Linked DNA regions of Homo sapiens: region 1 is linked to region 2. A link is a loop called in an ENCODE intact Hi-C map of the cell type or tissue named here. Cell type or tissue: thyroid gland. All regions are shown on one strand. Links, peaks and the distances in the headings refer to the core of each region. The heading gives the core; the rest is flanking DNA.

Region 1 (2,918 bases), core at 247-2,746, 57 kb before region 2:
CTTAAGACTGTGTTCAAAACTTTGTCTATTTGCTATTTATTATTTTGATATATTAATTGCTAGTGAGATTAAGACATTTTTGACACATCCTCTTCATTTAAGGTCATGGATGTTTTGTATCATTCTTATATAAGCATATTTGTAAGACTTTTAGAGGTATTCCTTTTTTAGTCCTATTTTTTTTTACTAGGGAATTATGACTCATTTTGGCACTTAGCTTTTGTAGCTTACTACCGTATGACATTTTATATCTTTGCAAAAACCAAGTAATTAGACCATTCATCACAATTTCCATACTTAAAAAACTAATACTAAGTTTTTACATGTTATCAATAAAAGTAGCATTTTAACAATTATCCTTTCCACATTATTTGATAAATGCTATTGGTTTTGTCTGTTATTTTTATAAATATATAATTTGCTTTAATTACTTAAATGTTCCTTGAGCCTTAGAACTTAAATCCTGATGAGGGTTTTACTTTTTAAAATACTGAAGTTTATTATTTATGCATGTTTTACAGAAAAATGAGTGGCTTTTAAAAGATCAAAATTAAAGGCTTAAACATGGAATCTCTAGGACATATAAAATATGAGTAGAACTGTGTATTTATAAGATGTTAATGTAAGACTTCAGGCCTTGTAATATCTTAAAGGAACCACTTCACTGTAAGGGAGCAGTTTGTCTTTCTACCTTTCCAATTGTATTGAGATTTTGCCCAGTATGTCTTTTTACTTAAACACCTTGGTGAAAGCTATCCAGCATCCTGTTTTAAATCTCCTTTGTTGCACTTACCATAATTACTTTCAGATCTGTTTCCATTCTCAGAAACTGAAACTGTAAGCTCATGTGAGTGGGGAATCCGACTTGTTTTATTGCATGTGAGCTGAGCACTGTGCCTTGTGTCAGTAGTCAGTGGTGTTCCTTTAGTCCTTGTTATGTTAATAAAAAAGCTTTGGTTTTTGCAAGACTTTGTTTTTAGAGATTCTGGAAAGGAACATATTAACCAAAAAGAAGAGCTGACTTCAATTTTACTTGTCTTGAAAATAACTGACTACTAAAGGGATGTCAGGGAACATTAGTGAAAATGGAGAACTTAAGGAGTTAAAGTTTTAGCTGTTTTTTTCAAAGGATATTGTCCTTCAAAATCTTTACCTTGCATTTTTGTTACTGTGATTTAAGATGGTTGTAATTATCATTGATTGATGATACCTATCAAAAGGCAACCCTAACCAACCATTTCTGCTGGATTCTGAATGCCGAGAAAGAAAAACTGAGAAATTTGTGAACTATTACAAGTCGTCTGTAAAATGAGATAATAATATCAACTTCACAAGGTAATTTAGGCTTTCGTGAAAACTAGAGTGTGAAAATGCTTAGTAATGTGCTGGGCACACTGCAGGTGCTCTACAAATAACTACTGATAACTACTTTTTTTCATGAGTAATTGTACATTTTCTTTCTTCCTTCCTTTCTTCCTTCCTTCCTTCCTTCCTTCCTTCCTTCCTTCCTTTCTTTTCTTTTCTTTTCTTTTCTTTCTTTTCTTTCTTTCTTTTTTTGTTTTCTTTTGTTTTGAGACAAGATCTTGCTCTGTTGCCCAAGCTGGAGTGAAGTGGTGTGATCTTGGATCACTGCAACCTCTGCCTCTTGGGCTCAAGTGATCCTCCCTCCTTATCCTCCTGAGTAGCTGGGACAACAGGCGCACATCGTCACACCCAGCTAATTTTTGTATTTTTGTAGAGATGGGGCTTCACTTGGTGTTGAATTCCTGGGCTCAAGCGATCCACCCACTTCGACCTCCCAGCGTGCTGTGATTACAAGAGTAATTGTAAATTTAAAATGAATTTCTTTCCCATCCCAAACCAGTATCAAAATGCAAATATAGTAAATTACTTTTTAAAAGAGAGATGTTTAATGGCAGTTGTTGGTAGTCTTTTGAGTCTTTAAGTGGGTATATTATAGAAAAACAACATATCTCTGCTTGGAGGGAAGATTTAACTAAAAACAAGAAAAAGAATAGTAGATGAACCATGATTCTTTAACATACAGGTTGCAAACTAGTGACCTGTCAGTTGGATTTGGCCTGTAGGCATGTTTTTGGCTTATAATGTAATTTTTTAAAAATTAGTGGCCAACAATTAAAAATTGGGAGAGTTTTCAAAAGAAAATGCAGATTTCTGACTCATCTTGAAAAATGGTAAGATGGGCAGCACAGGGCCTGTATTCCCAATTGCAGCCCTCAGTGGAGCTAAGTAGGCTGTTCTCCCTGCCATCTGCCCGGCTCTCAGTTGCCATCACTCACTGCATTTGGACTCTTTCTTCATATAGTGAGCCGAGGGGGGAGTGATAGTCTCATGTTCCTATCAAAAGAGGGAAACCTAAAATAAGGCCATTTTTGTTTTTGTTTTTGTTTTGTGAGACGGAGTTTCGCTCTTGTTGCCCAGGCTGGAGTGCAATGTGAAATCGGCTCACCGCAACCTCCGCCTCCCAGGTTCAAGCGATTCTTCTGCCTCAGTCTCCCAAGTAGCTGGGATTACAGGCTTCCGCCACCATGCCCAGCTAATTTTTGTATTTTTTAGTAGAGACGGGATTTCACCATGTTGGCCAGGTTGGTCTTGAACTCCTGAGCTCAAGTGATCCACCCGCCTCGGCCTCCCAAAGTGCTGGGATTACAGGCATGAGCCACCACACCTGGCCAGGCGATTTGTGTTTTAAGAAAAACAAGAAAGCATGTAATTCTTTGCGAAAATAATGAACATTTCTATTTATATCTGTCAAAAGTCCTGTTTCTTAGGAGTTAAGACATAATTCATAGCAATTAATATATGTGGAGAAGATACGTAATGAAAAACTAACTAGAAGAGGAATTCAGACATTGAAAGGGATTATTTTAAAGTGAGAATAAAATTAGTAGTGCCGC
Region 2 (2,918 bases), core at 298-2,797:
TCCCTGCAACCTCAGCTGCTTGGGTTCAAGCAGTTCTCCTCAGCCTCCCAAGTAGCTGGGATTACAGGCACCTGCCTCCACGCCCAGCTAATTATTGTATTTTTAGTAGAGACAGGGTTTCACATCAGGTCTCGAACTCCTGACATCAGGTGATCAACCTGCTGGGATTACAGGCGTGAGCCACCACACCCTGCGTCGCTAAGTTTTTTAACCAGAGAGGCTTCAGGTTTCAGACACACAGAAGCATAATTCTGGCCATACAAAAACCTCAGTTTCTTCTGTCTTCCACCCAATCAAAGTCTCCTTCAAAACTTTAAGTAAGTTTCTATTTGCCACTTCAGGACACACCTGCACTGAACTAGACACTGACTTAGAAACTTGGTTTGATTTGGCAAATTTTCTGTTAAAATGCTCCATACTTTTCTTATGCCTATTAGAGTTATTTCTGACCTACTGTATTTACTTTCAGAATTTTCTGAAGCTATAATCTTTCAGGAAATAGTACTATTTTTTGAAATAGTATTTCTATTTTTTGAAAATAGTATTTCTATTTTTTGAAATAGTACTTTTCAAAAAAGTACTATTTGAAGAACTCTTGAGTATTTACTTTCTGTAAAGGAAGTTCACATGTGGCAGCTTTCTCCTGAGTATCTAATTTGCAATTGCCTAACTGCTCAGTGACATCCACTACTGTCTGTTCTTTGTGTTTGGCATTAGCTTTGAGACCAGCTTTCTTTTTCATTATGCTTTTTTGGTGCAGCTGTCGTCTAATACTTGTTGAATTTGGTCTGTTTCCTGGTAGAATGGAGGAAACAAAGTCTTGCTCATTATCACTGCTGCTGTCATTATGAGTGCTGGAAGAACAATTGCTAGAAGATTCATATTGCTTTTCAAACTGGCTAGGATTGTTGATATCTGATGTTTTAATGGCTTTACTGCATAACTATTTCTTTTCCAGAATGGCCACTTTGCCCTTCCTTTAGCAGTTGAAAATCTGGATGCCTCTCACCGTACTGGAGTTTTGGGAATTTGTGCTTCAAAAAACTCAGATGCTTCATAACAAAAATTGCTGCAAAAAGACTTTCTTTCAGTAATATCATAGACTTTATTGGTTTTGAAATTTTATATTTAATTCCCAGCTTCTTGTGACATAAAGGATAACCACAGAGTTTGACAATAGAATGTTCATTCACTACATCGTTGTAGTGAGCAGGTGTAATGAACTTCCCCTTTTAGAAGCATCTTCTTGTTTCAAAGTACTTGTCTGTTTAGTACCTGTGGCATTTCGAGAATGGTGGGAGCCCTGGCCCTCTGCAGCCCAGGGCAGTCAGCCATGGGAGAGAGTAGTCTGCGGGTCTGGACCAGCTCCAGAGTCTCGCCCCGAGGCACCATCTCCCTACCTGGCCCACGTTATCTTAAGGGTGAATTCTTTTAAACTGTCCATGTCGTAGGTATGTCCAGATTTACACATGCCATTCCAGAGAATAGCAAATTAAGGAAAGTTCCTCAGTTTATTGTGACTAGTATAACTTTGGTACCAAAACCAAGCATGGCTAATATGAAATAAATTATAGACCAGTCTTGCTTGTGTAAAATCTAACAAGATAGGAGCAAAAGAAGTCCAGTATTATGTTTAAATATTTTATATGTATATATCTCATGTCTACAATGCTGACTGTAATACAGTTCTGACAGAGTTAGCATGAAACTCCACAGGTTTAAGGGTGCAGTTCCCAACGAGACTGCCCTTGCTGCGAGTACAAGTTAAAAGTTTGGTGGTCCCCAGACCACCTGTTATTCCGATTAACTGGCTGCAAATCTGGGGGTTCCCATGAATCCCCTCAAGTTTGATAATTTATAAATTAACTGACTGAACTTGGGAAAGTGGTATACTTAAGTTACACTTTAATTATGAAGAATACAGATCAGGACCAGCCAAATGAGATACAGGGTACTGGGAGGGTTCCTAACATGGAGCTTCTGTGCTCTCTTCTCCTGGGATCAGGGTATGTCACCCTCTTGACACATCAGTATGCTCACCAATGAGGAAGCCTACCTGAGCTATGGTGTGTGTAGATTTTATATGTAGGTGTAATGGAATAATTGGCCATGTGATTGAACTCAAACTTTCAGTGTTCTCTCCTTTCTTCCTTAGAGGCTTGGCTAGCTCAAACCCCATCCTTCTACACATGGTGGCCTTTCTGGTGAGCAGACCCCATTCTGAGTCATCTTGTTAGCATAATCTCCCCCATTCTGAGTCAATTGTTAGCATAATCTCAGGAATGATCCATGAGGCTCGTGAGTAACAAAGGCATTCCTACTACCAAGGAAATTCCATGAATTAGAGGTTCTCTCCCAAGAACTAGGGTCAAAGACTGAATACATTATTTATTATACAATAATGACAAATTGAAATTATCCCAGGAATGCAAGATAAGTGTGTTAATTATCATTGCTGCATAACAGTTTATCCCAAAACTTAATGACATGAAACCCTAATTTACAAGAATTCAGGAGTAGCCTAGCTGGATGTGGTTCTAATCTTTATGTTTCACAAGGTTGCAGTCAGGAAGTCAGCAGGGGCTACAGTCATCTGAAAGCCTGACTCGGGGAGAATACACTTCCATGTGGCATACTCACATGGTGGTTGGCAGGAGGCCTCAGTTCTTCACCCTATGGGCCTTCCCATAGGCTCGAGTATCCTCACACTGTGACAGCTGGCTTTCTCCAGATCTAGTGATCCAAAAAAAAAAAAAAAACAAGGAGAAAGCTGCAGTGCCTTTTAAGACCTAGTCATTACTTTATTCGTTTCTTTTTTTTTTTAAATTAAATTGAGATGGGGTCTTGCTATGTTGACCAGGCTGGTCTCAAACTCCTGGTCTCAAGCAGTCCTCCTGCCTGTTCCTCCCAAAGTGCTG

What was found. Peaks named below come from ENCODE experiments on the same cell type or tissue, not always from the same donor. Only the 100,000 strongest peaks of a DNase experiment are listed, where the experiment ranks them.
Region 1: it touches region 2 in a loop (1.8-fold over the local background); 1 of 110 quality-filtered maps calls a loop at or near these places.

What each region holds. Positions count from the first base shown.
Region 1 is chr10:86,797,998-86,800,915 of GRCh38, forward strand. The region is part of intron 1 of BMPR1A (bone morphogenetic protein receptor type 1A); the gene reads left to right. Among named protein-coding and RNA genes, the nearest start is that of BMPR1A, 43 kb to the left of the region's middle. In thyroid gland, for the core only: no CTCF peak of the experiment used is centred there; a DNase peak (open chromatin) is centred at 1,724; H3K27ac peaks cover 2,500 bases.
Region 2 is chr10:86,855,009-86,857,926 of GRCh38, forward strand. The region is part of intron 2 of BMPR1A (bone morphogenetic protein receptor type 1A); the gene reads left to right. It also overlaps the pseudogene RPAP2P1. Among named protein-coding and RNA genes, the nearest start is that of BMPR1A, 100 kb to the left of the region's middle. RefSeq lists an enhancer at 884-1,465. In thyroid gland, for the core only: no CTCF peak of the experiment used is centred there; a DNase peak (open chromatin) is centred at 1,328; H3K27ac peaks cover 1,034 bases.